Linked DNA regions of Mus musculus: region 1 is linked to region 2. A link is a loop called in an ENCODE intact Hi-C map of the cell type or tissue named here. Cell type or tissue: left cerebral cortex. All regions are shown on one strand.

The links. A loop is a pair of places that touch in the nucleus more often than their neighbours do. Peaks named below come from ENCODE experiments on the same cell type or tissue, not always from the same donor. Only the 100,000 strongest peaks of a DNase experiment are listed, where the experiment ranks them.
Region 1: a loop joins it to region 2, with 4 times the contacts of the local background. A loop is called at or near these places in 7 of 42 quality-filtered maps.

What each region holds. Positions count from the first base shown.
Region 1 is chr15:98,709,614-98,712,113 of GRCm38, forward strand. All of the region lies in intron 2 of Ccdc65 (coiled-coil domain containing 65), which reads left to right. Among named protein-coding and RNA genes, the nearest start is that of Ccdc65, 2.7 kb to the left of the region's middle. In left cerebral cortex, a CTCF peak has its summit at 1,040 (motif pointing left); a DNase peak (open chromatin) is centred at 1,011; H3K4me3 peaks cover 209 bases.
Region 2 is chr15:98,578,880-98,581,379 of GRCm38, forward strand. All of the region lies in intron 1 of 4930415O20Rik (RIKEN cDNA 4930415O20 gene), which reads left to right. Among named protein-coding and RNA genes, the nearest start is that of 4930415O20Rik, 9.1 kb to the left of the region's middle. In left cerebral cortex, CTCF peaks have their summits at 817 and 1,413 (motif pointing right); a DNase peak (open chromatin) is centred at 1,406.

The DNA.
Region 1 (2,500 bases), 130 kb after region 2:
TATTATTAATTATTATTTTGAGACAAAGTCATGTATCCTATTATTGTTATTACTATTATTATTACTTTTGAGACAAAGCCATGCTTTCCTATAATGGCCTCAGACTCACACGTAACAGGATAGATAACCGTGAACTCCCCACCCTCCTACCCCAACTTCCCAACTGCTGGAGTGGCAGGTGTGAGCTACACAGCTGGATCTACCTAATCAGCCTTCAAGCCTTCACCAGGCACAGGCTGTGACAAACGTGGCCTATTGGTTCTAATCACTGTCACTGAGATGAGAAAGGAATTTCTGAGCTGTAACTCTTCTCCCCTACCTTAGAGGCTCTGAATCCTATGGGGCAGCCAGCATCACCAGCAACTTGAACTCAGGCCCACGCCTTTATTTCAGTATCCGAAGGCTCAGTTCCAGAGAAGGAAGCTGACCTATCCAGGGTTGTCCAGTTCCAGGCAGAAGCCGAGAGGACTCTCGTGTGGATATTTTGTTCTTTCTGAAGGGTCTCACTCTGTAACTCTGGCTGTCCTGAAACTTGCTATGTAGCCAAGGCTGGCCTCAAACTCACAGAGATCCACCTGCCTGTGTAGGTGCTTTGGCCTAGTCCACTGCCTCATTCAAACAGTTTGGCCTCCTTGATTTAACATCAGAGGCTCTGGACAAGGTCGGGAAGCCCTCCCTCACAGAGGTAAGAGCAACTCTGGATTTCCAAACCATTCAATCAGCCATCTTAACGCTCTTTTGGAGAGAGACAGGAGACTGAAACAGACTTGTGTAGCCCAGATGGCTGTAATTAGCAATCTTCCTATTTCTGCCTCCCAGAAACTGGGATTATTGGAGGTGCCATCAGCCCGGATCTGCATATGCTCTTAAGAAATTCCTGAATCACTCTCATCTTTTAAGGGATTTTGATGCATCCATTTCTTAAAACCTATGGGTATGGGGGCTGGAGGGATGGCTCAGAGGTTACCGGTAACCACACGGTGGCTCACAACCATCTAGAATGAGATCTGGCGCCCCCTTCTGGCCGGCAGACACATGCAGGCAGAATGCTGTATAAATGATAAATCTTTAAAATCCTGTGTGTATGGTATGTGTGGGGGCGGTACATGCCCGTGGAGGTCAGAGAGAACCTTGTGGCATCAGTTCTTTCCTTCTACCTCCCTAGGTTTAACTGCTTCCTTGGCTCGGCGTGTCTCCACCTCCCACTTTTAAAGTTCCTGTGGTTTAAGCAGAAATAAAGCCTGTGTATGGGCCTTCTATTCTCTGTATTCCCTGTACAGCCTGGCTTTGGGATTGGTGACCTTGATGGCCACCTTGCTGCCCTTCCCAGAGAAGCCTTGGGAATCTGGGGGGCTGTGGGGGGACATCGATGAGGTTTGTCAGGTGAGGGTGGCACGTCCAGCCCCTTGATGCTGGGGACCAGAGGTTTACAGAGTCCCTGGGCAGCACACGCTTGCTTTGCTTGTCGGTCTCATGACCAGTGCTGAGCCTCAGCATCTTCTCCGAAACCTACTGATGGCCCCGAATTTCTGTTTAGTCCTGACATATGGCCGGACTTATGCCGGAGGAAATTCTTGGCCCCCCTTTTCATTATCTCAGGCTTCACTAAAGATCTGAGTGGAGCCACAATCCATGCAGGCGGCCAACTTGAAGGTGGCACCAAGGAGTTTGGGGGCGGGGGGAGGCGGGGTTACAGCTGCTTTTATTTGTTTTTCTTTTTCTTTCTTTGGGTGTTTTGTTTTGTTTTGTTTTGTTTGTTTTTTGGTGTTTTGTTTTGTTTGAGATAGGACCCTTGCTGGCTTGGAACTGGCTGTGTAGATCAGGCTAGTCTCAAACTTAGAGAGATCTACTTGAGAGGTCTACTGTCTCCTGAGTGCCAGAATTAAAGACATGCGCCATCATCAGTCCCAGTTTGTCCCTGTTTCAACCCTACCTTTTACAGACTACCTGTTCACTGACTCCTCTTAATCTTTTCTTCTCTCTTTCTTTTTCTAAAGATATCTTTTACTTATTTTATGTATATGAGTACACTACAGCTCTACTGATGGATGTGAGCCATCATGTGTTTGCTGGGAATGAAGGTTGCTCACTCTGGTTCGCTCTGGCCTAAAGATTTATTTATTATTATACCTAAGTACACTGTAACTGTCTTCAGACATACCAGAAAAGAGCATCAGATCTCATTATGGATGGTTGTGAGCCACCATGTGATTGCTGGGATTCAAACTCAGGACCTTCAGAAGAGCAGTCAGTGCTCTTAACCACTGAGCCATCTCTCTAGCCCCCTAATATTTTCTTCTCGAACAAAACTTCACAGTGACAGCAGATATTCACTGTACATCTTTCCTTCTGCCTAAGCCTTGCAGGGGTGAGGAGTCAGTAGGCCCAGGGCTGCTTCACACTGCTGGTTTTTGTGTTTTCTTTTTAAAAAGTTATTTATTTTTATTTTATGTGCATTGGTGTTTTGCCTGCATGTGTGTCTGTGTGAGGGTGTCAGGTT
Region 2 (2,500 bases):
AGAACCTATTTAATAGTCGTCTTCCCAAACACTTACTACCATGGGATATTTTTATCACAATTTTTTCTTTGAAGGATGATTTTTTTTCTCCCTCTCCTAGTGGGTGTGAGTGTATTAAAACATTCAACTCAAAAAAAGCTCCTCTTGTTCCCTTATTACAGTCTTAATGAAAACTCACTGAGTTGAGTCAACACAGTCAGATATTCCTCCAGTCCCGAATCCTTCCTTTCTTTTCCTCCTGATTAAAAAAATAAAACAAACCCACAGGACTTGGAGAGATGGCTCAGTAGTTAAGAACACTGGCTTCTCTTCCTGAGGACCTGGGTTCAGTTCCCAGAATGCACTTGGCAGCTCACAATCATCTGTAACTCTAGATCCAGGCAATCCCGATGTCCTCCTCTGGTCTCCATGGACACAGAAGGCATGAGGTGTTCATACTCTCAGGCACACACAGACACATTAAACCTCTTTTTAAAATATGCAAAGAGGACAGGGACAGGGAGCAAGCTTCGATCCGTCCTTAACAGGCAGAGCCTCAGTTTCATGTGGCACCCAGGGTTGTGTGGCCTGAAAGAGCCAACACTACACAGGTCCAAAGTGCTTCTGACCCCTTACCAGCAAATGGAGGTGATGGTCTACCTTTTTCTCATAGAGATTAAACAGTAGGAGCTGAGGGTGGTGGCTCATGCTGTAATCCCAGCACTTGGGAGGCTGGAACAGCTCAACCCAGGCTAGGCAGTGAGTTAGCTTCATGTAGAATATAGATGAACTGGGAGGTGGCTGACTGTGTACCACACTTGTGAGGAGAACCTGACAGCCTGAGATTCAATCTTTTTTTTTTTTTAAAGGGAACATTTTTTTAAATTATTTATTTATTATATGTAAGTACACTGTAGCTGTCTTCAGACACTCCAGAAGAGGGCGCCAGATATTGTTACAGATGGTTGTGAGCCACCATGTGGTTGCTGGGATTTGAACTCAGGACCTCTGGAAGAGCAGTCAGTGCTCTTAACCGCTGAGCCATCTCTCCAGCCCCCCTGAGATTCAATCTTAAGAGCATACCTAAAAGCCTGATGCAGGAGTGCACACTCCTGTCACGCCCCAGGGAGGAGATAGGAGAGTCTGACAGCACAGGTAAGCCTAACATATGCAGAGGCCAGCAACAAGAGAGACCGTGTCTCTAACAAGGTGTAAGGCAAGACACACACACACACACACACACACACACACACACACACACACACCTGTAGAGGAAGGGAAAGGAGGAAGGAAGGACATACCTTCAACCCTGCCTGCCATGTCCCCTGCTCAATCTTAGGCTTCTTGGTCTCTCTGAGCCACCTGACTGGTGACTGATCCACTTGCTGAGAACCAAGACATGCTCGCCTGTAAACTCCAGCAGAGGGCACTGTAGTTCCAGCTTTTCAAACAGGAGCATGTGTGGCACAGTTCAGCCAACAGTGGCCTTGGCCAGGGACCCTCTGTGTGCCTTTGTACATAGGACAACTGTATGGAGCTGTATCCTGAAACCACACACACTTATAACCACCACAAGCCATCAAGTTTCATCCATGAAACTAGACAGGGAGCTGTCCATGTGCCTCCCAACCAGCGATGAAGCCTCCAGAGTCGGCCCACTTCCACACTGGTGACTTTATAGCAGCAGAGGGGCCACTTTTCCTCAGCCTTTCCTCCATGCTTTTCCTTACTGGGACTGGTCCGGCTCACTGGGAGAGCGACCTACTAAGTTCCACTCTTTCCTGCTTCCGGTGCTGACTTTCAGAAATTACATCCTACATTTAGTAGAGCTCAGAGACCATGTGCTCTCCCTCTGGATTAATATTTCATATCTTCCATCCAACTCAAGGTTGAGTTTAGGTAAGCAGTCACATCTGTGCATATCTCTCTCTCTTTAATTATTTATTTCTCTTTATTTATTTATTTATTTTATGTATATGAGTATACTGTAGCTGTCTTCAGACACACCAGAAGAGGGCATCGGATCCCATTACAGATGGTTGTGAGCCACCATGTGGTTGCTGGGAATTGAACTCAGGACCTCTAGAAGAGCAGCCAGTGCTCTTAACCACTGAGCCATCTTTCCAGCATATCTGTATACATCTCTAAGGAGTCTGATGCTGTCAGTCCAAGTCCTCTGTCTCTCCTCTATGTGGAAACCTCCACATAGCTATTTCAAGATGCAGTTGTGTATGATCAGAAAGAGAATCTCTGGATCCAAGCAATTCAGGGGAAACTCATGTTTCTACCTCAACCACAGGCAAATGACTTAAATTCTCTGTTTTTGTTTTTGTTTGTTTGTTTTAAGTCCCTACTTATTAGGGGACACATGAGTATTGGCTATCTTTATCTCTAGGAAATCCACTTTACCTAAGTAGTCTGAAGCATTAAGTCGCTCTGCGGCTCATGCCCCATCTGCTTCCCCTACATTCAGAATGAGCAGGCACACCACTAAAGGAAGACACAAAAGCACGAAACTGGC